2 separate regions of the Homo sapiens genome follow, and region 2 is linked to region 1. A link is a loop called in an ENCODE intact Hi-C map of the cell type or tissue named here. Cell type or tissue: endothelial cell of umbilical vein. All regions are shown on one strand. Each heading gives the region's core, and the rest is flanking DNA. Links, peaks and the distances in the headings are about the cores only. Region 1 has its middle 16 kb from the start of RCAN1. Region 2 holds the start of KCNE2 (potassium voltage-gated channel subfamily E regulatory subunit 2).

The links. Hi-C counts contacts between places; a loop is a spot of excess contacts. Peaks named below come from ENCODE experiments on the same cell type or tissue, not always from the same donor. Only the 100,000 strongest peaks of a DNase experiment are listed, where the experiment ranks them.
Region 2: it touches region 1 in a loop (19-fold over the local background); 19 of 110 quality-filtered maps call a loop at or near these places.

What each region holds. Positions count from the first base shown.
Region 1 is chr21:34,623,475-34,639,459 of GRCh38, reverse strand. No RefSeq gene overlaps it. Among named protein-coding and RNA genes, the nearest start is that of RCAN1, 16 kb to the right of the region's middle. In endothelial cell of umbilical vein, for the core only: a CTCF peak has its summit at 8,719 (motif pointing right); a DNase peak (open chromatin) is centred at 8,719; H3K27me3 peaks cover 1,205 bases.
Region 2 is chr21:34,353,296-34,369,280 of GRCh38, reverse strand. It overlaps KCNE2 (potassium voltage-gated channel subfamily E regulatory subunit 2), which reads right to left and starts at 5,275. Exons shown (of 2, transcript NM_172201.2): 1 at 5,130-5,275. It overlaps LOC105372791 (a long non-coding RNA gene), which reads left to right. Exons shown (of 3, transcript NR_188571.1): 3 at 14,394-15,985. In endothelial cell of umbilical vein, for the core only: a CTCF peak has its summit at 7,261 (motif pointing left); a DNase peak (open chromatin) is centred at 7,250; H3K27me3 peaks cover 824 bases.

The DNA.
Region 1 (15,985 bases), core at 5,313-13,312:
ATCATTGGTGCATCATAACGAGAGTCTCCTCTTTCTTCTATTCAGGGTTATTTGAGTTCTTTTGCTAATTTAACTGTGGCATCTGGCCTGGGAACATCAAAAGACAACAAAACTCCTAATCATCAGGGGAAGAGTCAAGTCTCCCTGCCCCAGGAGTGATGACTTATTACAACAGCTCTGGGTTGGTGCTGATGGGTTTGCATGTTCCCCTTCAGAATCCATCCTCTGTGGACTTGAACCTACCAGGGGATCATGGTGAATTCTTCCAAGGTCTGGGGAGGGGTTGGTGCTCTAGGCCTCTGGTAATTTCCAAACGGTGTCTCTCTGAAGGAGGGCTGCCAGCCAGCAGGTTCCAACAGGGTCACACCATCCCCATCCACCAGCTCCTGGGATTTGCAAAAACACAAAAACAACTTTGCATTAACAGTCCATCTGAAACCCAGAGAAAGTGCGACCAGGCCTTTCACCAAGATGTGAAGCCTCTGCCTGGCCCAGAGGGATACATGTGTACTCCAGGCTATATTCTGAACCTTCATGCCTGTGACCGGGCCATGCCTCACATGTCGTTCCTACTAAACTGACTTGATCATGTCGAGCCCCTGTGGTAATCCATTCTCCCTTTTGGTTTTGAAACAGGGTCTCTCGTTGTTGCCCAGGCTGGAATGCAAAGGCACGACCACAGCTCACTCTAACCTCAAACTCCTGGGCTCAAGGGATCCTCCCATGTCAGCCTCCCAAGCAGCTGAGACCACAAGTGCGCACCACCACACCCAGCTAATTTTTTTGTTTTTTAAACCAGGTACTGTGAGTGCTCACCTGATTCTGGGCTCTAACAAAGGTGTTTTTTTATGTGTGTGGAGATAGTTGTTAAATTGGTGCCTTGCTGGGTGGATGATGGGTGGAGCCTTCTATTCTGCCATCTTGCTCCACCTCTCTCCTCCTTTTTATTTTTTTAAATAAAAAGGGGGTTTCACTATGTTGCCCAGGCTAGTCGCAAACTCCTGGGCTGAAGTGATCCTCTGGCCTCCCAAAGGGCTGGAATTACAGGCGTGAGTCACTGAACCCAGCCCATCTACTCTCTTAGTGTTCCCATCCCCACACTGTTCTGTCTTCCCTTTACCAGTTTATCCTGTTCTCAACTTTGGTCCAGATACAATGCCATTTTTGTGGACCAACCTTCCTCATCTTCACTGAGGTCATACCTGGGTTCAAACACCAGCTGAGACATCACAACCTCTATGACCTTGAGTAGCCATTCATTTTTTCAGGTATGCATCTGTATGATGGGCTTGATAGTTCCATCTGTTTCAGGCAAGGTTCCCTTGCAGTCACAGGAACCACTCTAACTATTTTAAGCAGAAATGGATTTCATATAGGAGTAGTGTGCTCACAAAACCTTCACATGGGTCAAAGAAGCAGGCTAGAGAAGAGGCCTGCAGGAAAGACTCATAAAACAATACTGCAGGACTAACCCACCAGGGAAGCCACCTCTTTTAACTCAAGCACAAAACTCTAGAATCAGGAAGTGGCACAGCCCCAGGACCTCTGAATCAACCTTTGCTTCCAGTGATGTAACACCTCAACTGTGATGGAGATCAGGGGCTACCATGACAATGTTTACCCCCATGGCCCCTCCACACCGACTAGATCTGCACCAACAAAAATATATATGACCCTTACTGCCACTCCCTTCGCACTTAATTCAGTTCCAAAGTCAGCTCTCTCATGGCTGCACCTAATCAGCAGCTTCCAAATCATATGTGGAGCCCTGTTTGCAAGGCAGGCTGGGAAATAGTTTCTGTCTCTTCAGCTCTGTAGAGAGGAAAAAGCAGAAGAAGGTTGCAGTGAATGGATGAGGTCTCACTCACCTCAGAGGGGTGTTGTGAAGAGTGCAGCAAGACTCTGACATCCTCATCAGTTTATTCATTCATTTACTCGGCAAATGTTTATTGCCAATTATTGCACCGGGAGTTCAATGATGAATGCCGCACAGTCCGTGCCCTCAGGGAGCTTACAGTCTATGCTATGGGCTGAGTTGTGTCCCCTTTCTCAAATTCATATGCTGAAGCCCTAACCTCCAATGTGACTATATTTAGAGCTATGGTTTTAGGAGGTAAAGCTAAACAGGGTTATGGGGTGAGATCCTAAATTGATAGGATTGGTGACCATATTAGAAGAGAAGCAGACACCAGGGCCCTCTTTCTCTGCACACACACACAATGGAACTGCACTGGAGGATACCTCAAGAAGGCAGCTGTCTGCAAGCCAGGAAGAGTCTTCACCAGGAATGGAGCCACGCTAGTCCCATGATCTCAGAATTCCAGTCTCCAGAGCTGTGGGAAAATACATTTCTGTTGTTGAAGCCACCAGTCGGTGGTACTTTGTTATGGCAGCCTAAGCAGATTAAGACAGTCCCGGAGGGTTCAAGCCAGAAAGCAGGCAAGTCCAGCACAGGCTGGTAAATGCTAGTGGAGGACAAGCACCAAGAGCTCTGAGAGCACAGAAGAGGGGCACCATTATAAGCCTTAAGGGGCCAAACGAGACATTTGGGAATCTAAGGGTAATGCCAAGGTTCAGAGCGAGGAGAGATCCTGGCATGATTCCAAACACAAGCAAGTCAATAGAGCTAGAAATGCCCTATTTCTAGGGTGTTTGAGGAGTTTGCAAAGGAAGGGGTGAGTGATCAGGCTAGAGCAGATCCTTCTAGGATGGAATCATTGGAAGGACTCAAAGGTATGCCACAGGTGCACTCATCTACAGCTTTAATAAAGGTGAGGGATAGAGCACGTCAGGAAAAGAGAATGGAGGCAACCTAAGAGAGGCTAGAAAACTTAGGCACAAACCCTCGCTGTCCTTTCTCATTTGCACAGCGTGAACTCGGTCTTCAGAATGACCCACCAAATGTGTGCACATTACCTTGATCGAAAGGGAGCTTTTGCAACTCTGCAGAGGGATCTTTTAGAGGCAGATGAGGCTGTGTAACTGGTTAAAGCAGATGTTACTATCAATCTATACACCCTGAAACAGTGTAGACAAGCCAGCCCCCAGTGCTGCTGGCAGAGTTGCAAACTTTAAATGCCACCTTGTAAATCATCTCATCTTTGTCTACTGCAAGAGTCAGTACCAGACAGGGTGAACAACCATTCTAGTTTGCCCGGACTGAGGGGAGTGTTTCAAGAAGACAGGATTTTCAGTTCAAAAACCGGGAAATATTAGTTTGGTACAAAAGTAATAGCAGTTTTTACCATTAAAGGTGAAAACTTTAATGTTTTTAAATATTAAAAGGTTTTTGCTGACCGGGCACAGTGGCTCATGCCTGTAATCCCAGCACTTTGAGAGGCCAAGGCGGGTGGATCACTTGAGGTCAGGAGTTCGAGACCAGCCTGGCCAACATGGTGAAACCCCATCTCTACTAAAAATACAAAAAATTAGCCAAGCATGGTAGTGCATGCCTGGAATCCCAGCTACTCGGGAGGCTGAGACAGGAGAATCACTTGAATGTGAGAGGTGGAGGTTGCAGTCCAGCCTGGGTGACAGGGCAAAATTTTGTCAAAAAAGAAAAAAAAAAAAAAAAAGTTTTTTGCCATTACCTTTAATGGTAAGAACCACAATGACTTTTGCACCAACTACAAGGGAAATAGCCTTATCTTACACAAGATAAATGCATGTTCAGATCTCATGGGCACTGTGAGCTGCATGCAGAGATGCTGTGGGTGCCCCACAGAATCCCTGAATCCCCTCTGCTCTCACAAGCCTTGGAGGTCCTGCTGCAGGTACGTTGGATTCCCCTGAAGGCTGTTTCAGCTTCCCTGGGGGACAGGCTGGAAGTGCTGCATACTTAATGACACCAGCAACAGACCTCAATGGGAGTGGGAGGACAGACACACACCCCTGCCTCCTTACCCTTTGGGTGGGCAACTCTGAGGGTGTTCCACACTCCCCCACAAGAGGGCTCCACCATGTTGTGCCACCATGGAACAATGGCGGTCCATGGCTCCTTGCTGCGTCCTGTCTTACTTCCCTGTTCCCCTGCCTGTGTTTCCCAGGATGGCATCATTTGCACCCAAACCCTTAACTTCAGGGCTATTCTGAGGGAACCCCAGCAAATACCTGCTGCTAAGGATGTTTGACTCTATATGGATTTAGAGAAGGAGGACAAGTAGGGCAGTGGCATCATCATATTTGTATTTTTATTAAGAATAGAAACAAAAATTCCTGCCTTCACGAAGCCTACATTTGAGGAAGGAGGCTGTGGTGGGCAGAATAATGGCCCCCTATGATATTATGAGATACTGGTTTTTGTCCGTGGTTTCTGGCTCGTAACTCCCATAGCTCTTGTTAGAGTGAAGAGAATCTCTCTGACCTTCTCCTGATCTCCTTTCACCTGTCTTAATTGTGGGTCTTGAAACTCTTATTCCAGAGAGGGTCCTGCCCCATAACCTGGATGAAGGAATACTGCATGGAGACGCCAAGAAGAGCCTGAGGACTTGCTGGGCTTAGATCACACTCTTTTTGTCCAATCACCTTCCGTCCTTCCTTCCTTCCTTTCTTGAGTCTCGCTCTTTGGCCAGGCTGGAGTGCAGTGGCACTATCTCAACTCACTGCAACCTCCGCCTCCTGGGTCTAACTGATTCTCCTGCCTCAGCCTCCCAAGTAGCTGGGACTACAGGTTCATGCCACCATGCCCAGCTAATCTTTGTATTTTTAGTAGAGATGGGGTTTCACCATGTTGGCCAGGATGGTCTCGATCTCTTGACTTTGTGATCCGTCCACCTCGGCATCCCAAAGTGCTGGGATTATAGGCATGAGCCGCTGCGCCCGGCCTCCAGTCACATTTATATGTGGTTGTCCATGCTTTGGTCATTCCTATCCAATGAAGTCTCCATAAAAGGCCCAAAGGACAGGGTCCAGTGGCTTCCAGAGAGCTGAGCACATGGAGGTGGACAGGAAAGTGAACAGAAACTCATCCAGGTGCTGGGAGAGTGTTGGGCCCCCACTCCATGGGGACAGAAGCTCCTGTGTTCAGGACCCTTCCAGACCTCATGCTGTGAATCTCCTCCTCTGGCTGTTTCTCTGTATCTTTTAATATATCCCTTGTAATAAACCAGTGAACATAGGTGTTTCCCTGTGTTTCGTGAGCCTCTCTAGCATATTAATCAAAACCGAAGGGGGTGTTGGAAATCTCAACTGGAAACCAGTTGGTCAGAAGTTCCTGAGACCCGGACTTGGGGCAGGTGGGAGGAGGGGCCACTCTTGTGGGACTGAGCCCTGGGCCCGTGGTTTCTGAGGCTGTCCCTGGGTAGATAGTGTCAGAATTAAATTGAATTGGAGGACACCCAGCTGGTGTCCGCTGCAGAACGCAGAATTGATTGCTTGCTGGTGTGTGGGAAGTAATCCCTATAATACCCACACATTTGGTCACGGAAGTCTTTTTTTTTGAGGGGGGACAAAGTCTCGCTTTGTCGCCCAGGCTGGAACACAGTGGTGTGATCTCGCTGCAACCTCTGCCTCCTAGGTTCAAGGGATTCTTGTGCCTCAGCCTCCCAAGTAGCTGAGATTACAGGGGCCCACCACCACGTCTGGCTAATTTTTGTATTTTTAGTAAAGACGGGGTTTCACCATGTTAGCCAGGCTGGTCTTCAACTCCTGACCTCGAGTGATCTGCCCACTTCAGCCTCCCAAAATGCTGGAATTACAGGCGTGAGCCACCATGCCGAGCTGGCCACAGAAGTCTTCTGTGTTTATTGTTGTTGTGATGCGAGGGCTAAGGAAAAATGCTTTGAGGTTTTTCTTCACATCCCCGTGAAAGATGCCCATGCCCTAATTTCCTGGAATCTGTGAATGTTACATGGTAAAGAGGAATGAAGGTTGCAGATGAAATGAAGGCTGCCGATCACCTGACTTTCAAATAAAGAGATGATCCTGGATTGTCTATGAAGGGCCAATGTAGTCTTAAGTGTCCTTAAAAGATGACAAAAGAAGGCAGAAGAGTTTTCAGGGTCAGAGAAAGAGATGAAGTGGGCCGGGCACGGTGGCTCACGCCTGTAATCCCAGCACTTTGGGAGGCTGAGGTGGGCAGATCACCTGAGGTCAGGAGTTTGAGACCAGCCTGGCCAACACGGTAAAATCCCATCTCTACTGAAAATACAAAAATTAGCCAGGCATGGCGGAGGGCACCTGTAATCCCAGCTACTCGGGGGGCTGAGGCATGAGAATCTCTTGAAGCCGGGAGGCGGAAGTTGCAGTGAGCCGAGATCGTGCCACTGCACTCCACCCTGGGCAACAGAGCGAGACTCTGTCTCCAAAAACAAAAACAAAAAAAGATGAAGTGATGAAAGCAGACGTCGAGATGATGGGATGGCTGGCTTTGAAGATAGAGGAGAGCCTCAAGCCAAAGGGTGCAGGCAGCTTCCAGAAGCTGGAAAAGGAAAAAGAAATTGATTCTGCCTCTGAAACAGAACACAGCCTTGCCAACACCTTCATTTTAGTGAAACCCAGTGAGACCCAGTGGGAACTTCGAATTCTAGAATCGTAAAAAAATAAATAAATAAAAATCGTGCATTGTTTCAAGCCACTACGTTTATGATTTGTTATGGCAGCAATAGTTAACAAATACAGGCACAAAAATGGAATATTTTACAATATTATAATTACAAATCTACTATGTGAAATGATGATAAATGTTATGGAGAAAAATGGATCAGCAAAGTGGGACAGCACTGTGGGAGGAGGAAGGAGATGCAACAGGTGACACAGCTCATGGCTCCAAGTCTTGCCATCAGCGTGCAGATGACCTACGTGGCAGGGGAGCATCACATTTGGGGATTTCCTCGGTTCCTTCTTCCTTTGACTTCTCTGTCACAGCTCTCCCCTTGATCCCACAACTCAACACCTAGGGCATCTCTGGGACTGTCATTTTGGAGCTGGTGCTACACATCCACATTACTATCCCTCAAAGCAGTTGGTTCCATTTGTGGCACGGAGCTCTCTGGTGAAATTGCCCAGATATAAAGTTTCAACAGCCTCAGAATTTCATAAGGCATTTTCATTTTCTTATTTCACTGTCAACGAGAGGTCTTTTAGGCATTTGCTTACAGTCCACAACTTTAATCGACACAACCCAGTTTCAGTTGGACACCGATTATTGATTCCCTTCAAGATCAGGCTATGATGAACCTTTCTCAGGGTGGGAGCCCCCAGAAGCAGCATAACCACTGTCCACTTGTTAAAATGCAGAGAACCTGCTCATATTCCAGTGGAGAGAGCAAGTTCAGATTTGTTACGAGCATTGAGGAGCTGCTTGGATGGAACTTCAGTCCCCATCCTCCTGAGCAGAGGCATTCAATATTTATGAGCAAATGACATCACCTGCTGTTTTCTGTTTCATAGGAGTCCATTCGGATTATCAACAATATATTAGGGTAGCTGTCAACAGGCACGCAGGCTTCCAAGCTGGCCCCTTATTGGCGCAGAAAGAGCTCAACAGACATTCCCCTTAGCTTGAAAGACCTCACATTCATAGATACACCAAAGGGACAGAAATGCCGACACTGAACTGCTGTGTTCTCCTGATGTGACATAACATGCCAGTCAAATGTGAAGATGGAGACAGAGGTTGGAGGGATGCAGCCACAAACCAAGGAACACCAGGAGCCACCAAAGCTGGAAAAGGCAGGGAGGGCTCCTCCCTTTGAGCTTTCATACTCAGGGAGTATGACCCCACTAACACCTGGGCTTCAGACTCCGTCCTCCAGAACCATGAAAGGGTCAGTTTCCATTCTTCCAAGCCACCCAGTTGTGGTACTCTATTAGCGCAGCTTTGGGAAAGTGATCACAGGGCAGTCTAGGTGTGCACAGCTCAGCAGTGACAAAGGGGCAGCGGAGGCTGATGCTGCCTGGATTCCCTTCATCATAGGAATTCTCCTCTGCTGAGGCAAAGTAACTTAGAACCAGCCACTCACTAACCAGCTAAAGTACTTCACCAGAGGCTGGTGAGTCTGCTGTGTTGCCCTTAGCACCCCCGCCCCCCTCGGACCTGAAGCAAAGGCAGGCCATGGCTAACTTTCCATCACCTCCCTGCTTCTTGCCCAGTGGGTCTTCCCACCCTGGGTGGAGATGTCCCTTTGAACACACCCTCTTAGCCAGGAGCCCTCCCTAGCTCCAGAGTTGCCCTCCAAAGTCTTCCTCCCACACACTTTTCATGATCAAAGGGATACATCTTTCTGCACTCAGGAAGGAGGGCTTGAAAGCTGCCCTTATTTCCAGATGATAGGGACAGTCTTTTGGATATAATATTTATCCCCAATGCCTACAGGGGCACCTGGCCCAGAACAGGCACCCCCTAGGCACTCATTGCATGAGGGTACCCTACATTTTTTGGCCTATTGCCTACTGTGGGAATTCACATCCAGTACGTGTGGGCAGTACTGTGGGGCAGGGGCGTTTTTAAGCAAGCAGGTCCTGCAGTGCCTTTTTTGTCTCTTGTCTATGTAGCAGCCTCTGAACTCTCCAGATCTGATGATTCTCCCTAGGTTGATCGGCCTGATGGAAAATGTTAAGTTCCTAACCACTTGGGCAGCCATTTACCTCTCTCTCCTTCCTCTATTTCTTCTTTCTCCCAGCTTTTATAAAGGGTTGTGAGCATGTCCCCAAAGTTATTGGAAAATGAATTCTGCAAAGCCTTAGGCCACGTTTTTGAAAGTCTGTCTTCTACCACTAGGTGGTAGTGTTTCCACAGCTTCCTCTCCCTCATCTTGCCATTTGCTTGGAGTGGCCCCAAAAGACAAATGCATTTTATTCTCTGCACATTTAAGGGGAGAAAAACCCTCACAATTCGCTACTCTAAAATTGAAATCATTCTTTTAACACATGTCCTCTATATTACCTTGAAGAGGTGCGATTTGCAAACTAGTTTGTTCTGGCAGGTTTATTTTCCCACTTTAAATCAGGTGGTTTGTGGGCATATTACTCGACAATTTTTTGAAAAAGTGATAGATTGTTTTTAAAGAAGTTTTAGGTCTTCAAAACATTGAATGGAAAATATATTGATTTTCCAGGTGCCCCTTTCCTCTGCCACACAGTTTCCCTATTGTCAACATTTTGCGTTACTAAGGAACATTTGTTATAATTGATAAGCCAATAAAGATACATTATTATTGACTCGAGTCCGTAGATCACATTAGGGTTCACACTTAGTACTGTACATTCTATGAGTTTTGGCAAATGTGTAATGACATGTGTCCACCATTTTAGTATTGTACAGAATAGTTTTGTTGACCTAAAAATTCACTATTCACCTCTTCCTCCCTCCCCCTAACTCCTGGATCAATGGTTATTGATCTTGTTACTGTCTCCATTATTTTGCCTTTTCCATCATGTCATGCAGTTGACATTATACACTGTATAGCCTTTTCATCTTGGCTTATTTCACTTAGCAGCATATATTTAAGATTCCTTCTTGCCTTTCCCTAGCCGGACAGCTCATTTCTTTCTATCATTAAAAAATATTTCATGGTATGGTACAACACCATTTGTTTATCAATAGGTGAATACCTATTGAAGGACATCTTGGTTGCTTCTACATTTTAGTAATTATGAACAAAACTGCTATAAACATTTTTTGTGCAGACATAAGTTTCAACTCATTTGGGTAAATACCAAGGGATGCAATTGCTGGATCATATGGTAAGACTATGTTTACTGGGAAAGTTTTATCAAGGAAGTTGGCTAAAGGAAAAGAATGCCTTGAACATTTTCATCAAAACATCATCTGCAACATTGGGGATCCAGCTGTTTTCTAAGGAAACTTGATTGTTCCTGACATAAAAGTGAGGTGGCCACAGGGATCCTGCAAAGGGCCCTTCCATTGTAATAAGGGAGGCCACGGTATCAGCAAAGAAATGGATCTGCCTCCAACTTGCTGCATAAAGAGTCTATGTTTAGAGCAGAAAATAACCTACAACTTCAACTGTCTTCTGGCCACAGCTAATAAAAAACAGGTGCATGGTGGTAGCAGAAGGAAAAACATTTATGTTTATAAAATAAAATGGCAGTGGTGCTTCCACATTGTAGGAGGGGGTGATATGGTTTGGCTCTGGGTCCCCACCCAGATCTCATCTTGAATTGTAATAATCCCCACATGTCATAAAAGGGACCCGGTGGGAGACAGTTGAATCATGGGGGTGGTTTCCCTCATACTGTTCTTGTGATAATGAATAAGTCTCATGAGATCTGATGGTTTTATAAAGGGGAGTTCCCTCGCACATGCTTTCTCTTGCTTGCCACCATGTAAGATGTGACTTTGCTCCTCCTTTGCCTTCCATCATACAATATATTTGCCTTCCATACATACAGTGTATACCTAGATACACACACTACACATATACAAGCATGCATGCTGCAGATATGCACACATGCACATGTGCACATAATACACACATAAACACATATATATACACACATATACATGTGTATATACAGCATACAGAATCAGGCAAAATCCCAGATGGCTCTTCCAATGAATGGAACAAACGTCTGCCAGAAGCTATGACATTCTTCGTCAATGCTGCATCCCAAGTGAAGCCCTCTTGCCTGCCACCATGTAAGATGTGACTTTGCTCCTCCTTTGCTTTCCACCATGATTGTGAGGCCTCCCCAGCCATGTGGAACTGTGAGTCCATTAAACCTCTTCCCTTTATAAATTACCCTGTCTCAGATATGCCCTCATTGGCATTTTGGGGGTCCACAGGCTGACAGCTGACTCACTGTCTCCCTCACTACAGCCAGACAGGCGCTTTACTCCATCCTTCCTTGCTTAGAGCTGCCACTCACCTTGGGGAAACAATCTTATTCAATAGCAAAGGAAATGCATGTTAGCTACCTAGTGTCCTTAGATAAATAAAGGCTCCACAGACATGCAAGGAGAATGCAAGCTAAATGAGACAGACCAGACAAATAAACTAGTAAGACTGTTTTGGAGGCTGCAGAGAATAACTCCGGGGACCAAAAAATATTTTAATCAAATTAAAACTCCAGAGAGATATAAGATAATAAAGCAATACTTTAAAAAGCAGGAAATTTATGAAAAGGGAACAGAAAGCGAGGAAGCTCTTAAAGATTAAATATATACTTGCTCAACTTATCAATAGTGACAGGAAACAGATTGGGGTACAGTGGGAGTGGAGGTGGGGATGGGAGGAATTACATAGAAGCAGGAAGATACTTGCAGGAGGAAGGATATGCTCACTCTCTCGAAACATCACATTGTACAGTTTTAATATGTTTAGTGTATGTCAGTTGTACCTCAGTAAGGTGGTTTCAAAAATATACTTGCAGGCCAGGTAATCCCGCAAGCCTATAATCCTAGCACATTGGGAGGCCAAGGCGAGCAGATCACTTGAGGACAGGAGTTTAAGCCTGGGCAACACGGCTAAACCCTGTGTCTAGTAAAAAAATCCAAAAATGGCTGGGCGCAGTCGCTCATGCCTGTAATCCTAGCACTTTGGGAGGCCGAGGTGGGCAGATACGAGGTTGGGAGATCAAGACCAACCTGGGTAATGTGGTGCAATCCCATCTCTACAAAAAATACACAAATTAGCTGGGTGTGGTGGCACGTGCCTGTAATCCCAGCTACTTGGGAGGCCGAGGCAGGAGAATCACTTGAACCAGGGAGTCAGAGGTTGCATTGAGCCGAGATCGTGCCACAGCACTGCAGCCTGGCGACAGAGTGAGACTCTGTCTCAAAAAAAAAGAAAAGAAAAGAAAAGAAAATCCAAAAAGTAGCCAAGCGTGGTGGCTCAAACTTGTATGTAGTCCCAGCTACTAGAGAGGCTGAGGCATGAGAACTGCTTGAACCCGGGAGGTGAAGGTTGCAGAGAGCCAAGACTGCACCACTGCACTCCAGCCTGGGTGATAGAGTGAGACTCTGTCTCAAAACAAACAAACAAACAAACAAACAAAAAAACAAAAAAAAAGCTTGCTCCACAAAAAGCTATACAAGCATTGGAAAAATCAATGTGAATTTGAGGAAAGTGATTAGAATGTAAAACAAAGAGACCAACTTTTAGGGTCTCTTTAGTGCTCCCTAAGGTGGAGGACAGATGGACATCTCAATGGCAACCTCCATACTCATGGAAGGTTGTCTGAAATGTATACAGTCCAACCATTATTGTAGAGTAAATTTATTCCTGAATTAAGCCAGATGGAGGATGGCACTGTCAGCTACCTCAGAACTGCTTTCATGTAACAAATGGGACTTGGGTTAATGTTCCCTGAGCTGGCATTTATGGAAACTCTGAGAAGCAGCCTTATAAAACCTGCTCTTCTGTTTATTTGAGGGCTGTTGGCAATCATCCATTTATTCCTTCATTCATCCATTCATTCCTTCAGCAGTCAGCTGTCAAGTGCTTGAGGTTGGGGGTGCACATATAATTATAAGAAGGTGGCTGGGCATGGTGGCTCATGCCTGCAATCCCAGCATTTTGGGAGGCTGAGGCAGAAGGATTGCTAGAGATCAGAAGTTCGAGGCTGCAGTGAGCCAAGATTGCACCACTGTACTCCAGCCTGGGAAAGAGAGAGAGGCCCCATCTCTTTTAAAAAAAAAATTATAAGAAGATGCCTCTTCTCAAATGACACACACATTTGATACCACAAGTATCAAATGTCTACTGTGTGCCTGGCATCATGCTGTGTACAAGGAAACCAGCACAGTTCCTGTCCTCAGGAGGCTCACAGTTTAGTGGAGAAGAAAGAGAAGAGTTCTAATGAAGTATGATTGCTGCATGTCATAAAAGTAATTAAGAGGGCATCATATGATGGACTGCATCTTATAGGGGACCGCAGCCTTCATCTGTTAGAGAATTGAATGATCTGTGTTTGTATACCTAGTCCTGGGAAAAGTTCCTGGTAATCAGATCAACCACGGGATGAAGAAGGCTCCAAAGTCATCAGCTCTGCCTTCAAGCAAAGATTCAGTCTCGAAGCAGCTTAGGTGATCCACGTAAGAAATGATGCAGAGAAAGAAATGGTTCTGAGCTGAGAGACCAGGAGTGGGACTCTAGGAGAGGGGGTAAACTCAGCTGATGCGGCACGATGATTCAGCAGGGAAAGTGGACAGGACTTGGCGACTGGCTGTGTGGAGTGGGCGAGCAGGTCAGTTGGTGGGGGAGTCGGGGATAAGACAAAGGGAGCAGTTTTCAGGGCTCCTGGGTTTCTTCCCCGGTTACTGAGCAGCTTGTGGGTAGAAATCAGGACAGAGCAGAGTGAGTAGACTGGATGGGAAAGATGGCTTTCATTTTGACCTGTTGTGTTTGATGTGTTCTTGGGAAATTAGCCTGTGTTTCTGACCTAGGTAAAGCCCCTCAGCCTGAAGTCGCAGTCCAGGGGTTAGAGCGAGACAGTCTGGGAGGAAGCAGCTCTCTTTGGTGGAGTTTTGCCCACCATTCCCCGCTCATCCACCCTATAGGTCAAGGTCTCCATGGTGGAAGGTGATGACCTCCACTCACTGGGATGAGTGAAAAATATTAGCGCTTCTGTTTATATTAGGTTTTTCTTTTTTCTAAAAAAGAAAATTATTCCTCTGCTGCTTTATTATGTGGGTTGACCCTGGTGCTTGCTCTTGCTGCAGAAGCCAGACAGGCATCAGAGGGGTGCACTAGGCCCCCTGATGGGCACCTGGGGTGCCAGGTGGTGTGGGCTGACATGGCTCCACACACCTTCTCTGCTTCCAGAATTGTGCTGTTATTGCAGATCCCAAATTTTCATTAAGAGAATGTGTGGTTTATATTATCTAGTCTTTAACTGAGCCAGTCCTCACACAAACAGGCAAGTGTCTGGCAAGGATGCCTGCTAAGAAATGGTATGAAGCTATTTCTTTTTTTTTTTTTTTTCAGGATTCTTTTTACTTATTTATTTATTTATTATTATCATTATTATACGCTGTGCACGTGTACCCTAGAACTTAAGGTATGAAGCTATTTCTAAGGACATAAGCAGAGATGAATGGCAAGAAAGGAACAGAGCTGGTACATCTCCCCTCTGCGCATGAGCAACTGCCAGCCAGGTTACAAGGTTCGAGCCATGGTGATGATTTAACATAAATAAATAAACCAGCTTGACCTGGCCCTTCAAGCACAAGATGCCAGTTAACAATGTGTGAGAAAGTAATCACTGTCTGCCAGAAACTTGTGCTACAGTAAGAATATCTTGAAAACAGGAGTTTGGAAAGGTTTCCATCATTAAGTGATTTTATTGCCAAAAAACGATGTGTGACATCTATAAAAGTTCTCATATCTTGCACTTTAAACTAGGAAACACAATTTTATCAGCTGTCTAAAAGCTTCCAAGGGGTTCTGTGAGTTTTAAAACCCATTTGTGAAACATAAAAACGAACAACTTCCAATTAATATGAAAAAACAACTCATTGATGTCAAGGAGCATGGAAATTTACTCGGTGATAATAATAATCCCTTCTAAATTTGGTGGATGGGATTGAAAAATGGATATTGTGATTTAGTAAGCACAGCACTCCATGCTGCTCATGGTTCTCCACGATTTCCCAAAAGGATGAGGCATGTTTAATAACATTACACTGACTAAGACATTGTTAATAAGTCATTGAGAATAACAGGAGATTTTTAAGAAAACAAAATATTTTTGATTCTGAATAAATAAGATATATTTTTCATCGTTTCTCAGCCTTTTGGTTAAGTTCAAGTATAAAATACATTTTTCATTAATTCATTTAATAAATATTTATTGAAGTCCCCCTCTAGGCCCAGGACATTCTAGGCGGGGCAGAGTGGTAGTGAAAATAAACAGCTTCCCTTCATCAAGATTCCACTCTAGATGAAATGAGGATGACAGCTCAAGACATATTTATATTTGTGTTTATTTCTCTATTCTTATACTTTAAAAATTCCTATTTCTCTTTATGTTTTATAACGTGCATTACATATATTTTGGATAGAGTGGAGGAGACAGATAAGTCATAAATACTTGTGTTTTTATTGCACATCATATAATATACACAATTTAATAATACATTGTAACATATCTTATCTGCCTATATTGCTATATTCATGTATGATGTATGAACATATATTCATATACCATCTAGTACATATTAGATACTATAGATTATAATTATGTTGCAGCATGTGTCATATTATACATAAGACATATAAATATATTTGCTTATATCTACTAACATATGTATATATCGTAATTGCATGTAAACATTAATATATATACATATATTTGCATGTTGTATACATATTTGATACTCATATGACATTGATACTCATATGACATTGGTGTGCATATATAATCCTCCTATATTTTTCTAGTCCATTTGTTCTCCCACATTCCTAGAAGATCACTTCACATTTTCTTCTCTTGCCTTCAACACTCAATGCCACCTTCCTCATCCTCACACTCAGACTCCTCTTTTACTGAGAAGATGGAGATGAACACAAGTGGCTTTCACCAGCCCTGCCCCAATATTTCATCGTCCCATGCACTGATGCCCAGGGTATCCGTGGTACATGCTGCTTTCCTTCAGTGTCGATGGACAGATTTGCTTTGCCACCTGGGACCCGCCTCTCTGTTCATGTACCAGGTGCTCTCTCTTTCCCATAGAGATGGCTGCAGAAATTCTCTCCCCCTCCCAGCCCCGGTCATCAAGCTTTCCTCTCTCCTGGATCATCCCAACCTGCAGACAGGCCTGGGGTGGCTTCTCCCATCTTCAACCAAACGAAACCCTCCCCTCACTCCCACTTCCTCTTCCATGTACTATTTCACTTCTCAGTTCTCCTCACAGCACAACTTCTTGAGAGAGTTGCTTACACTCATTATCTTCCATTTTTCTGCTCCCAATTGGGCTTTTACTTCTAAATAATTCTCCAAAATTTATCTTGCCAAGGTCAAAAAGGACTGCCAAACTTGGAAATCCAAACTCAGTTCCCTGTCCCCACAAAGCTGACCTCTC
Region 2 (15,985 bases), core at 3,369-11,368, 270 kb after region 1:
ACCGTGCACAGCCAATGTGCCTTTTTGAAGAGGGAAATTATAGTGCAATTTGTTTGCTTTTAAAATGATGCGATGGTTGTTCTTAAAATCAAGTCCTAATTCCTTAACAGTATTTACCCCATTGGCTGAGCAGGCTCCTGACCACCTCCTCAGTTACCCTTTGCTCACTACAGTTCGGTCACACCTGACATCTTCCCTCCCTGTCAGTAAGCTCTCTTTCCTCGGGACATTATCACATCCTATTCTCTCAACCTAGAATGCCTTTGCCTTTCTCTTCCACCTGCTACCTCCTCGTTCTTTAGGTTCCAGCTAGTTGTCACTTCTGAGACTTCCCTGGTTCTACTCTAAATCACTTCCCACCACCACCACCATTTTCCTCCAACAGCATCTCCTTTTTCTTCAAAAGCACACATCACATATGCAGTCACTAAATGTGTGTGTATATATTCATATTACTTTTGTTTAAAAAAAATTGGTAACCTCACACCAGCTAGAATAATGCCATATTTATAACAAGCACTCAACAAATGTCAGTTAAATGGAGCAATGACTCATTTATATTCTGTTTTCAGAGAATTATATACGTGTGCTTTTTTATACATCTCTGTTTTTAGAGAATTGTGGGGCTTTAGACATAACATCAAGGCAAACGATTGCAAGGCAAAAATTTTTTGTTTTTTTGAGACGGAGTCTCGCTCTGTCACCCAGGCTGGAGTGCAGTGGCGCGATCTTGGCTCACTGCAACCTCTGCCTCCCAGGTTCAAGTGATTCTCCTGTCTCAGCCTCCCAAGTAGCTGGGACTACAGGCAACCGCCACTACGCCTGGCTAATGTTTTGTATTTTTAGTAGAGACGGGGTTTCGCCATGTTAGCCAGGATGGTCTCGATCTCGTGACCTCGTGATCCACCTGCCTCGGCCTCCCAAAGTGCTGAGATTACAGGTGTGAGCCACCGCTCCCGGCCAAGATTTTTTAATACATACATACATACATATATATAACATACATATATATAACATACATATATATATATATATATATATATATATATATTGTGTGTGTGTGTGTGTGTGTGTGTGTGTGTGATTATTGGTTTAGGGGCTCATCTTTTCCACTCGGCTGTCATGTCTGCCAACTTTGTCTAGCTCGGTATAGCAGATGTCTAACACATAGAAGGCACTCAATGGACATTTGATGCATGAATTAAAGTGCCAGGTACTATGCTAGGCGATGAAACTGCAGAGGTGACAGGAACTCTGTGAGAGGCTCAGTTGAATGGGAGAGACCAAATCAATGACAATGCAACGTGCAAAGAGTTGCAACAGGTATGGACAAAAAGATAAGGGGGCTCAGAAAATGGAGCTGAACACGGTTCATAGATGGGGCAAGTGGGTTTCAACACAGCTAGAAGGAGCACAGGCAGGAGGTAAACCTGTGACTAGCCACTAGTAAAAGCCCCAGGATCCCAGCAGTGGGTTTGCCTGCTGCCGTTCTAAAGACATGCCCGTCTCTTTAGCATGTGACTTTTCTTTCCTTCATGAAAAGAGAATCAGATCTCCCCATCTGGGAAAGGAATTTCAATCAGCTGAATAATCAAACCTACTAAACAAATAAACTTGCAGGCATTCTCCCACAGAACATCCCTCCCCAGGATTTTCCTCATTGAGAATTACCATCACCAAGATAATATACTCTTCTCTGTCTGATGTTTTAAGTTCTATTATTTAGAGAGCTCTAAGATCTTTGTCTCCCTCTCCTGGCCACACAGGCTAGTGGGTTGGAAGGAAACTTAACAAATAGATAAGATTGCCCCAGGGTATATACCAAGCATATTTCCTAAGCAATGTAACAGAGATGTGCTTTTTCCCCTTTAAAATGATATAGTCTGCTGTGAAAGTTAGCTGAGCTGGCTTTAATCCACTCAAGACTTTGCCACTGGCTCTTTTACCCTTTTATTTTCATTTTATTTTTTATTAACTCTTTTTTAAAATAAAAAAGTAGTGATGAGGTCTCACTATGTTGTTAAACTCCTAGGCTCAAGTGATCCCCCTGCTTCAGCCTCCCAAGGTGCTGGGATTACAGGTTTGAGCCACCATGCCAGACTTTTTTTTTTTTTTTTTTTTGAGATGGGGTCTGGCTCTGTGAGTATAGTCTTTTTCTCTTGTAGGAAGCCCAGCCGGTTGTTACCAATCCATAGTACTTTCCCTGACCTCCCCAGGTCTAGGCAGAGACCCTTTTTCTGCCCCTTCTGCAAATGACCATGTTAGTTTTGTTTTTTTCCTTTTTTTTTTTTTTTTTTTTTTTTTTTGAGATGGAGTCTCTTTTGCCCAGGCTGGAGTGCAGTGGCGCGATCTCGGCTTACTGCAAGCTCTGCCTCCCGGGTTTACGCCATTCTCCTGCCTCAGCCTCCTGAGTAGCTGGGTCTACAGGCACCCGCCACGAAGCCCGGCTAATTTTTTGTATTTTTAGTACAGACGGGGTTTCACCATGTTAGCCAGGATGGTCTCGATCTCCTGACCTCGTGATCCGCCCACCTTGGCCTCCCAAAGTGCTGGGATTACAGGCGTGAGCCACCGTGCCCGGCCTTGTTTTCGTTTTTGAATTACCCATGTATTGTGTGCTTATTCATGTGATCCTCAAAACCACTCTATAAACTCCTACCTTCAGGATGTTTAGTGAGATTCAGTAACTGAGTCCCGATGACAGGAGAGCTTGAGCCCCCGGAAGGCAGGGATTGCTTTACTCATCTCTGAATCCCGGGACCCTACACAGCGATGGGTACGTAGCAAATCTTTACTAAAAATCTGTTGAATGAAGGTGTGAATGAATGACAGTTCCTCTGTGGAATTCAACTGGAAACTACCAGAACAGTGATTCTTAATTTATTCTTAAGGGGTGTGGGAATTGGGGGTGGGGGAGGGGCGGTGTTAAAGATCCCTCGAAAAGTAAAATAAAATGATGTGACTTAATTTTTCCCCAAGAAAGTATACCTATGCACGTAGGAAGCTCTACATTCAATTTCAGGGGACTCCTGGGACCCCTAAGGCCCATCCAAGAGTCTCTGCCACAAAAGGTCTTTGAGATGAGGGACTTCAGTGCTGAATTCCACTGGAGTCATTTGGGTTTGTTTCCAGGTGCAGGCATGGCAGCGTTCACCAGCCTTTTAGAGCTAAGCAGCCCCAACTGCCCATTATTTGTTCAACCCTTCTAATGTGAACAAAGGCCCCACTGCTAAGCCGGTCAGGAGGTGCTTTTTGATAAGACTTAATCACAGGGATGAAAGGGCCTATAGGGATTAAATGTCTAAGTGCTCACCCGTGGCCAGGCCAAATAAACAGGATCCAAAAGGGATTTGGCTTTTGAATACGGATGCATGAGATGTGGCCGAGTGGCCCATGCCTGCTCCATGACCACAGGAAAAAAACAAATCACAGTGTGTGAAAGCAGCTTCGTTGAAGGACATTATGCTAAGACATTCCAATTATAAGTGGGTTGATTTCAATTTTTTATTCCCAGAATTACTGTTTAACTGACTGATAGACATCAACCATATTTGGAGGCCAGGCACAGTGGTTCACACCTGTAATCCCAGCACTTCGGGAGGCCGAGGTGGGAGGATCGCTTGAACCCAGGAGTTCGAGATCAGCCTGGACAACATAGCGAGACACCACCTCTACAAAACATAAAAAAATAGCTGGATGTGATGGCACACTCCTATAGTCCCAGCTACTCAGGAGGCTGAGGTGGGAGGATAGCTTGAACCTGGGAGGTCAAGGCTGCAGTAAGCCATGATCACACCACTGCACTCAGCAGTGACAGTGAGACCCTGTCTCAAAAATCAAATCGAAACAAACCATATTTGGTATACATACTTATCCTACCCCTAAGTAGAATATCATAATAGGCATTTACTTTAGTAATGCTAAGACAACTACCATTTATGTTCTCTGGAATTATATGAAATAGCCATTTATATAGGTTAGAAATGGTCAAATATGGGCAATTCATGTGTATCAACCTAGGAGGACCTACATTTCCAGTGAATGCTTCTTGCTGAGTCCTAGCACAGGCTGGGCCCCTGGAGATCATTTAGGCTGGTTTGCTCTCTGATAGGTGGAATAACTATAGCCTAGAGGGCTTAAGTCACCTGTCCAAGATCACAAGCCTCTCAAGTTGGCCACAGTGCCTGGACTAGAACTCACATCACCCAAGCCAGTGTCCAGCACTGACTGTCCTAGCAGAGGTCACACATTCCAATAACTCACTGTTTTCATTGCTGTGACCAGTTGGCTCAACTGGGTACAAGACATAAGATCAAGACCATGATTTGAGCTTACACATGTCATTAGTTGTGCCCTGTCTCCAGGCTACAGAATGATCCCCTAATTCCAGCCATTCCTGTCATGAATGTGTGTTATTCATGACAACAGCAATCAGGACACTATTAGGAAAGTAACACTCATTTGACCCCAAAGTCCAGAGTTTTCTTTTCTTTCTTTTTTTTTTTTTTGAGATGGAGTCTCACTCTGTCGCCCAGGCTGGAGTGCAGTGGCGTGATCTCGGCTCACTGCAAGCTCCACCTCCCGGGTTCATGCCGTTCTCCTGCCTCAGCTTCCTGAGTAGCTGGGACTACAGGCGCCAGCCACCACGCCAGGCTAATTTTTTTTGTATTTTTAGTAGAGATGGGGTTTCACTATGTTGGCCAGGCTGGTCTCGATCTCCTGACCTCAGGTGATCCGCCTGCCTCAGCCTCTCAAAGTGCTGGGATTACAGGCGTGAGCCACCGCGCCCAGCCCCAAAGTTTTCTTTTCTTGAAACATGGTAGATCGCTCACATCACCTGGGCCTATAAAAGGCAGCAAAGTCTTTCATTTTTATATCAAGAAGAGAAAACAATATGATTACCTACGTTTACCATGAATCCTCCATTTTAAAAACTCTCAAAATTTTCATTCTAAGGCAATTAACAAAGAAATGAGTAAGGAAAACACAAGAAGGAAAGAAGGAAGAGTGGATGAGGAGCCAGGCCATGTACCAGGAAAATCATTCCTTTTATCATTTTCTGGAAAAGGCACATAGATAACTTTGTTACTTAATTCCTCAAAAAATAAAGAATGTGTGCTAAGACTTACCTATGCAGTGTGTGGGCAGGATGAAATTCCTTTCCAAAGCCAGGCTGTTCTGAACCTTCTTGCTGGCGTTAGCGAGCTCTCTTCTGGGTTGCACACAAGCCTCAGCCTGCTGGGCACCTTCACCTTACAACCATCTAAGCCCTTGCAACTGCAGTCTGCAATCCTATGCTTTTATGAACCCACATGTTTAATCTAATCGTATGTGGAAAGTTAAATACTAACTGGCAGTTGGAATTCACCTTGGTGCCTGATGGGGTGTGTGCCTCAGGGACTCTGGCTTTGGGCAGAGTGGCACAAGTTCCTGCTCTGGGACCCTTCCTGCCAGCTCCAGCCAGGGCAGGGCCTGGGTACAGTGAACATCTTTCCCCAGAAGAAGTCTTCCTCTTAGGGTAGGCTTGGGGGACAACAGCATTCCCTGCCAGAATACGTGGGAAGGGCTGGGTGGGGTGGCTCACGCCTGTAATCCCAGCACTTTGGGAGGCTGAGGCGGGCAGATCACCTGAGATCAGGAGTTCAAGACCAGCCTTGCCAACATGGTGAAACCCCGTCTCTACTTAAAAATGTAAAAATTAGCCAGGTGTGGTGGCACACACCTGTAGTCCCTGCTACTCTGGAGGCTGAGGCAGGAGAATCACTTGAATCCACAAGGCAGAAGTTACAGTGAGCTGAAATCATACCACGGCACTCCAGGCTGGGTGACAGAGTGAGACTCTGTCTCAATGAAAGAAGAAAGAAGAAGAGGAAGAGGAAGAGGAAGAAGGAAGAAGAAGGAAGAAGAAGGAAGAAGAAGGAAGAAGAAGGAAGAAGAAAGAAGAAGAAAGAAGAAGAAGACGATGTGGGAAGGACAGGGCCCCAGGGAGAGGAGCCAAGAACAGCCATCTCTGGGTGGTTGGTATGGGTTGAGGGGGTCAGTATAATTCCAGGCAAGTGCCGTGTTCTGAAGACGCTAAATAAGCTAGATTCTGGTAAATACTCCTCCACGGGACCACATCCAAATGAGTTTATAACAACATTGTTGTCTTGTAAAAGAGAAACGGGCTGCAAGGGTACTAAGGTACTACATGGAGGAGCTGGAAGTTAAGTCCAACAAAGAGGTTTTGAGGTTTTTGTTTGTTGTTGTTGTTTTGAAACAGAGTCTTACTCTGTCACCCAGGCTGGAGTGCAGTGGCGCAATCATAGCTCACTACAGCTTTGAACTCTTGGGCTTGAGGGATCCTCCTGCCTCAGCCTCCCAAGTAATGGGACTACAAGTGTGTACAAAGCCTGGTTAATTTTTATTTTTATTTTTGTAGAAATAGGGTCTTGCTGTGTTGCCCAGGCTGGTCTCAAACTCTTGGCCGCAAAGGATCCTCCAGCCTCAGTCTCCTAAGGCGGTGGGATTACAGGTGTGAGCCATGGTGCCTGGCCCCCAGCAAAGTATTTAAAGACCTAGCAAGAGCTAAACATACTCTATTTACCAAAAGATCCTTTTCTATCATGGTGGGGACCCTTGGAATTGGGAGAACTGAGTCTTTATATTGGCTATCATTTAGGAGTGCTTACCATGTGCTTTTATCGTATTAACCTCAGGTAATCATTGCCACAACCTGATGTGGAAGGTACTGTGAACTTAGCCAAGGGAATCAGGGCACAAGAGGTCTGATGACATGGAGGTGGAGCCATTTGGATTTGAATCCAATTTAAATGGCAGCCACGGAAGTTACACTCACTCACTCAAAATCACTTCAAGGTCATGTGGGTGGTCATTACTCTGTAACTTGTCTCATGGTTTTGTAAAAGGAAGGTTCACTTTGTTTTAAAATTGGAGTTTCACATTAAATGGTGCTCTGAACCATGTGGCTTGAAGCACACTGGGTGGCAAGAGGAAGATAGCTAAGATTTAACATGATCTACAAATTATTGCAGAGTTAACGTTATTAGGTGTATTTTAAAGAAATACGAGGATCTCTGTAACTCCGCAAAAGCTTCTCATTAACACCATTTGTCCTCATGGGTTGTCTTCACTGAACAAGATAGGCAAACTCAGCCAGGAGGAACACTTTGGTGGTGTAACTGTGTTCACCATGCCTCTGCAGAAATGGAAGCAAAACGTTCAAGTAAGAATTCCGCTAGGAGACGGTGCCACCTGCTGGTGGGAACAGGGAACTGAGGCCAATCTTCTAACTCAGCCCTTGCGGTTTAACTTCACTCTTGAATTCTGGCGCCGAGGAGAGGGGAATCAAAGCAGCGTGTTGTGCTTTGGTAATTAAAGGCAGAACTGGACGGCGATGTGTCATGGAGGCTGGCAAACCAGGTGAGCAAATTACTTACTGTCCCTGGTCTTTGGATTCTTCGTCTGTAAGATAGAGATAAGAGTTCCTGCTCATTTGGCTTGTTATAAAAGTTAAATGTGATCACAGATATATACAGCACTTAGCACAGAACCTGGCACGAGGTAGGATAGTAAAATCTATAAATTGAAATGCAGCAAAATTCATTTCTTGTTTTAATAAAAGCAAATGTAGAATGTTTTACCCATTCAATGAAAAACTAGGTGGGAAAAAACACTTTAAGAAAAAACTTTTAAACAGAAATCACCAGCCGGACATGGTGGCTCACGCCTGTAATCCCAGAACTTTGGGAGGCCGAGGCGGGTGGATCACCTGAACTCAGCAGTTCGGGACCAGCCTGGCCAAAATGGTGAAACCCAGTCTCTACTAAAAATACAAAAATTAGCCAGGCGTGGTGGCACACGTCCGTAATCCCAGCTACTTGGGAGGCTGAGGCAGGAGAATCGCTTGAACCGGGGAGGCGAAGGTTGCATTGAGCCGAGATGGTGCCACTGCACTCCAGCCTGGCCGACAGAGCGAGACTCTGTCTTAAACAAACAAACAAAACCCAGAAATCACCAAATAAGGTGGTAGAAAGATATCTGCTGTGGCATAAATGTTTGTGTCCCCCCAAAATTCATATAGTGAAATTCTAACTCCCCATGTGATATTACTAAAAGGTAGGGCTTTTGGGAGGTGGTTAGGCCAAGAGGATGGAGACCCCGTGAATGCGATTAATGCCCTTTTAAAAGAGGCTACAGGGAGGTTGCCTTCCCCTTTCCACCATGTGAGGTCGCAGCTAGAAGGCACGGTCTATGAATCAAAGAGGGAGACCTCACCAGACACCGCATCTGCCAGTGCCTTGGTCTTGGACCTGCCAGCCTCCAAACTATGAGCAATAACTTTTTGTTATTTATAAGTCATCCAGTTTATAATTTTTACTATAACTGCCCCAATGACTAAGATAATATCTGAATATATCTATAATCACAATATCCTTTAAAATAAGTACCTATTAAAAGAAGTATTATTAAACTGAATAACAAAATAAAATCTAGCTATATGCTTCTTAAAAGATAAACATCTAGGCTGGGGCTGGTGGCTCACACCTGTAATCCCAGCACTTCGGGAGGGCGAGACGGGCGGATCACTTGAACCCAAGAGTTCGAGACCACCCTGGCCAACATGGCGAAACCTCATCTCTACTAAAAATATAAAAATCAGCCAGGCATGGTGGCATATGCCTGTAATCCCAGCTACTTGGGAGGCTGAGGCATAAGAATCACTTGAACCTGGGAGGCAGAGGTTGCAGTGAGCCAAGATCACGCTGCTACACTCCAGCCTGGGTGAAACAGCAAGACTCTGTCTCAAAAAATAAAATACAAAATAAAGATGCACATCTAAAATAAAAACAAATAAAAAGTTGAAAATAAGGTGATGAAAAAACATATCAAGCTAAGGCTAAAATGCAGACATCTAAGAAAAACTGAAATTTCAGGTGATCCATAGGATATTAAATGTCACTACAATTTGATAAAAGAAACAACCTGCGAAGAAGATAGTAAAATCATGGGCTTGTATATGGACTCAAAATATTCAAAGTGAAACAGGCAGATTTACAAGAAATTGAGGCATGCACAATGGTAGGAATTAGGTTTCAGAAACTGATAGATTTTTTTAAAAAGTAAACATATAGAATTGAGTAATAGAATTAATTACCTTTATAAAATAGATGGAGAGAACCCACACCTAACCAACAAATGATGTGCATTCTTTATAAGTGTCCATAAAACGGTTTTAAAAACTCACCATGTGCTGGGTCACAAAAGAAGTCCAACCAAATTTTTAAATATCAGCTTTATGTAGACTGGGTTCCATTACTACAATGCAGTTGAATTATAAATCAGCAAAAATATAGTCTGTACACCTTGATATATCTGAAAACCAAAAAATAAGTATATCATCACGTAACATATGGATAAAGAGGAAAACACATAAATAATAAGATATTAAATTACAAAGGAACTGCCATATATTTGAAAACTTCTGGGATGCAGACAATGTGAACCTTAGAGGCAAATTTATACAGTAAATGAATTCACTAAAAGGAAAAGAGGCTGGGCATGGTGGCTTATACCTGTAATCCCACTGCTTTGGGAGGCTGAGGCAGGAGGATCACTTGAGGCCAGGAGTTTGAGAACAGCTTGGGTGACATAGTGAGACACTGAGACTCTATCTCTATAAAAAAGAAATTGTTTAAAATTATCTGGGAATGGTGGTGCATAGCTGTAGCCCTAGCTACTCAGGAGGCTGAGGTGGGAAGAGGCTTGAGCCCAGGAGTTCTAGGTTAGACTGAGCTATTATGGTGCCACTGCACTCCAGTCTGGGTGATAGAGTGAAACCCTGTCTCTAAAAAATAAAAATAAATAAAAGGAAAATAATAGGAACTCATTAAACTCAAAAAGCAAAAGAACCAAAAAATAAACTAAAAATGTAGAATAAATGAAACTTTAGAACAAAAACAGAAAGGAACAAAAGAGAAAACAAATAAAAATAGAATCAACTAAATAAAAAGTCACTCTGGAAATACAATTTGAAGTTTTGGATGAAATATATAATTTGCCAGAAAAATATAAATTTCCAGAGTCAGCCCAAGAATAAATAGAATCTCCGCAGAAATCTATTTTTTAAATGTATCAATTTAGTGGATGGATTTACCAGCAGCATAGGCAAAGCTGAAGAGAGGATTAGTGAATTAGAAATCTAGTCAGCAGAAAATATCTACAGTGAAGCACAGAACAAAATAATAGGATACACCCAAGAAAGTATGAGAGATACAGGAAAAAGGACTAACAGAAGTACAGTTGGAGTCCCAGAAAGAGAGGAGAAAGTGGCTGAAGCTGAAGCAATATTTGAAGAAATAGTGAATGAGATTTTTTCCAAAACTGCTTTTTAAAAAAATCAAGCCATGAGTTCAAGAACTAAAAAGCTCAAAGAGAATTATTTCAAAGAAAGTCACACCTTTGCATAAAATGCTTAAAATCAAAAGCAATGAGAAAATCTTAAAAGCAGATGGAGGAAACAAAGACTGAAACACATGGATCATAAAAGGAAAATATTGATATATTGGGCCTCATCATTATTAAAGTCTTTTACTCCTTGAAGAACATAATTAAGAAAATAAAAAGGCAAGTAATATACTGAAAAAAATAACCACCATGAATTTGTATCTAGAATATACAACAGATTTGCATCTAGAATACATAAAGAACTCATCATTTGAAAAAAAATTGACTCAATAATAATGGACAGTAGGTTTATGCAGACACTACCAAAAAATATATACAATAAGCACATAAATGCTCAACGTCATTGGAAATATAACTTGTAATTACAATGAGATACCACTACGCACTCACCAGAATGACTACTTTTTTTTTTTTTTTGAGATGGAATCTCTCACTGTCCCCCAGACTGAAGTGCAGTGGTGAGATCTCGGCTCACTGCAACCTCCCTGTCCAGGGTTCAAGTGATTCTCCTGCCTCAACAAGAGTAGCTGGAATTACAGTGCACACCACCATACCCAGCTAATTTTTGTATTTTTAGTAGAGACGGGGTTTTGCCATGTTGGCCAGGCTCATCTCAAACTCCTGACCTCAGGGTGATCTGCCCACCTCAGCCTTCCAAAGTGCTGGGATTACAGGCATGAGCCGCCATACCTGGCCAGAATGGCTACATTTAAAAAGACTGACAACACCAAGTGTTGGTGAGGATGTGGGCTAAGTGGATTTTCATACATTGCCTTAGGAATGTAAAATGATACAGCCACTTGTAAACAGTTTGGTAACTAGATCAAAAGTTCCCAACAATGCCCCTTCTAGGTATTTACCTAGAGAAATTTTCAAAATATGCCACACAAAAACTCATGAATGTTTATAGCAGCTTTATTCAAAATAGCTAAAAACTGGAAATAAGCCAAATATCCCTCAACAGATAAGTGGGTAAACAAATTGTGTTTTATTCACACAATGAAATATTGCTCAACAATAAAAAAGAACAAATAAATGATACATGCACCAACAGGGATGAATCCCACAAAGATTATATGAGCAAAAGAAGTCAGACACAAAGAAGTTGTACTGTTTGATTCCATTTCTAGAAATTCCAGAAAGACAAAAGCCATCCCTCGTGACAGAAAGCAGATTAGTAGTTTTCTATGACCAGATGAGGGGAAGATTGACTGCAAAGGATTAAGAGACAATTTTGGAGGGTGATAGAATTGTTCTATATCTTGGTTGTTGTAGGTGGTTACCTGAGTAAAACTCATTGAACCATGCACTTAAAATGGGTGTGTATAATTTTATGTAAACTATACCACAATAAAGTTGATTTCTTTAAAATCCATGTATTTGTAGGGGACTTGCAAATGTGTATCTCCAGTCCAGTCCTCTTCTCTGAATTTCAGAATCAAATGTCAAGATGCTCACTTGACATTTTCACTCAGATGTCTAATAGGCATCTCAACCTCAGATGTCCAAACATAACTCAATTCTCCTACCAAACCTACTCCTATCCTATCACAGTAAAGTGACTCCACTTTCTTTCTAGTTGTGTAAGCCAAAAAACCAAAGAATTAACTTAGATTTCTTTTTTTTTTTTTTTTTTTTGGTCACCCTGCCACACCCCCAATTCACTAGCAAATACTGTTGACTCTGCATCCTGTTAAAGAAAAGACTCTGCACAGGTTGAACGTGGGTGTATGAGTTTGTGCTGGGTGACATCGAACCCACCAGACCCTTAATACCCCATCTCAACTTCTTTGAAAACTGTGCCTGGGTTTTTGTGCCATAAACTAGTACAATGGCCAATTGCAAAGAAGAGTCACAATCCGTCTCACCAGCCAAACAGACAGCTGTTATCAGAAGCTTGCCTTTTTCATTGTCATTTCTCACTGTTGCCTTAAACCTAGTTCTTTCCATTTTTGCACGAAAAGCCTCTTAGAACTTGTCTCTCTTCCCCTAGCCCCGAAGGTAATAAATTGAAATATGTTTCTTACTGCTCTGTTGGTTTTTTTGTTTTGATTTGACGCTCCAGGCTGGGCACAGTGGCTCCCACCTGTAGTCCCAGCACTTTGGGAGGCTGAGGAGGGTGGATCACCTGAGGTCAGGAGCTCGAGACCAGCCTGGCCAACATGGTGAAACCCCGTTTCTACCAAAAATACAAAAATTAGCCAGGTGTGGTGGCAGGTGCCTGTAATCCCAGCTACTTGGGTGGCTGAGGCAGGAGAATCGCTTGAACCCGGGAGGCAGAGATTGCCGTGAACCGGGATCATGCCGCTGCATTCCAGCCTGGGCCACAGAGCAAGACACCATCTCTAAATAATAATAATTATTATTATAGTAATAATTTGACTCTCCAAACACGTCCCCGCACAGCTACTTCTCAGCTCACACCTGGACTGCTGGCCGCTCACGCCTCTGGCTTTGCACTCTGTCCCTATTCACATATTTCTAAGAGGGACCAGTGGGATCTTTTGGAAACACAAACCACAGCCCGCAATTCCCCTGCTTGAAACTCTCCATTGGGTTCCTTTCACCCTGAAAATAAAACCCGGAATGCTTAGTGCAGCTGGCCAGGCCATGGAAAAACTGGCCGCTGGTCCTTTCTGCGAGCTCATCTTCTCACATAGTCTGATCCTGCTTCTCTGCTTTTTGTTTTGTTTTTGTCTTTGAATCTGTATTAGCTTCCCATTGCTGTTATAACAAATGACCACAAACTTAGTGACTTAAACAACACAAATTTATAATATTATCTTAAAGTTCTGGGGGTCAGAAGTCCAAAGTGGATTTCACTGGGTTAACATCAAGATGGCAGCAGAGCCAGTTTCTTTTGGATGCTCTGGGGGTTGAGGAGGGAGTGTGAATCCATTTCTTTACCTTTTGCAGCTTCCAGAGGCCACCCACATTCTTTGGCTCTTGGCCCTCTCCCTGGCATCCTGGCATCCCTCCAGCCTCTGCTTTTCTTTCTTTTTCTTTCTTTCTCTTTCTTTTTTCTTTCTTTTTCTCTTTCTTTCTTTCTTTCCTTCTTTCTTTCCTTCCTTCCTTCTTTCTTTCTTTCTTTCCTTCTTTCTCTTTCTTCTTTTTTTTTTTCAGAGTCTCATTCTGTCACCCAGGCTGGAGCGCAGCGGCACGATCTTGACTCACGGCAACCTCCGCCTCCTGGGTCCAAGTGATCCTCCTGCCTCAGCCTCCCTAGTAGCTGGAACTACAGATGCCTGCCACCATGCCAGGCTAATTTTTGTATATTTTTAGTAGAGATGGGGTTTCACTATGTTGGCCAGGCTGGTCTCAAATTCGTGACCTCAAATGATCTGTCCGCCTCAACCTCCCAAAGTGCTGGGATTACAGGCATGAGCCACCGCACCCGGCCCAGCCTCTGCTTTTGTGATCACATCTTCTCCCACTCCCTGAGCCCCCTGCCTGCTTCTTATAAGGAGCCTTGTGATTGCATTTGTCCCATCTGGATAATCCAAGATCATCTTCCCATCTCAAGATCCTTAACTTAATAATCACACCTGCAAAGTCCATTTTACCAGGTAAGGTAACATATTCACAGCTTCCAGAGATTAGGACAGGGACCTCTTCATGGTGCAATTATACGGACTGCCTCAGCATCTTTGCATACGCTGCTCTCTCTGCCTCTAATGCTTTTCCCCCAATCTTGGCACAGCTTCTTCCTTCTTCACATTTCCCTGATAGCACTTTGTATTATCTGAATTGTGTGGGGATGCCATGTACTGTTGCCCAGGCAAGGCAGGGCTTAACCCGGGGGCAGCTGTCACTTAGTCTACAGTGTGAATGGTGCCTGTGCATAGTCTCACAGCTGTGCGTGGCTTCTTTGAATTATGAAGTTTTCCTGTTTTATTGATTGTTTTTTTCTTTCCTGTCTCTAACAGAACTTGAGCTCCATGACAACAGGGACCTTACCTGTATTGCCCATTCTGTGTCTGGCTGGAAAAAAGCTCTCACTGTATCCCAAAAGAATGGTGATAATTCTAGATTCTGGCTGTGATGAAATCAACCACCTCATCTATTTACAAGGTACTAAGATTATCATTCCGATGAAAAAGACTCTGGAAAAGAAAGTTTTCACCTTTTCAAAACCATTAACAATACATGACGTTTCTAATTGAGCTCACAGAGTAGGAAGCTTTCCTTGATGCTATTAATGTGAGCACAATGGTTTTGTGAAAAGCTGGAAATGGGGGCATTGAGAATCTCTGGTAATTTCATTTAGCTATGCACTGAGCTTCTACTTTCTCTGTGCCTGGTTCAGAATATTAGAAGAGATGGCAATGATTCTGGAGTGGATTACACCATTTGACTGAGGAACTACTGGAATTTTCTTCTTCTCTAAGATACACACAAGCATGACGACTTCCAATGAACAGGCCTCACCAAGAACTCTCCAAACATGTAGGGTTTCTTTAGTTTATCAATGAAACAAGCAACTTGGTAGGATGCTTCTGAAATGCCGCTGCTGTGATAGAGCAAACCAAGTTTTGATAAAGTTGATTCTCTTCTGATGGAGCCTTCCCCCAAGGTGCTTTCCCAGCCTTGCTGGCTTCATGCTTCTGGGATTGAGAAGCTTGTCACCATCATCAACAGGCCTAGTTTGCAACGGAAAGCCAGAGAACGTCTCAGCTTCCTTGTGTTCTGTTTGCCCTGACATTACTGAACTTTAGCAAGACCCAAAGTTAACAAAGACCCCTGTCACAGGCCGAATGGCAGGGTATGTTCTTTGATTTCTGTTAGTGGAAAATGAATGTAACACAGAGATCACATGGGCTGTGAGGCCCCCCTGTAGCCTCCAGCACCCTTTCTTCCTGGAGCATGAATCTGGACGGAAATGGTGCCGTATTAGGTTTGTTTTACAAAGATGATTTTCAAAGAGGAAGAGGATCAAAAGAAACAGAAAAGAACCCCCAGCGTGCAGGCCACAGGTGTGTGGGGGTTAAAACTGGATGGGAAGGAGAGGGGGAAGTCCTGGAACTCAAGGAGGCACAACCGTGGGGGCTTCATTTTCCCCAGGAACTATAAAAGGCCAATGGGCTCTTGTAGGAAAAAAGCAGATCAGCACAGATGGGAGCAGAGAAAGGGCTCTCACAGCAAATTTTGCCGGCTTTCCAGTTTTTCCATAGATCAGACCACTTTTTGGCCTTTGCTTAGAACCATCAAGCTTCCTCCTTAGGCATCCAGCACAGCTCTTTCCATATATGTGGCGGTTTTTTGTTTTGTTTTAATAAAGAAAAATGTTTATAAGCATTGTACACATTGCATACTGGAAATCTGCCAAGAGAGTAGGTTTTAGGTGCTCTTACCACACATACCCCCCCCCAAAACACACACGAACATGGACATGTTAATGGTTGGTGTAATATGTTAACGGTATGTTAATTTGCTTGTCTGTGGTAATCACTCCACATATGTACGTCAGAACATCTTGTTGCATATCTTAAATACAGACAATAAAAAAAGAAAATCTTGG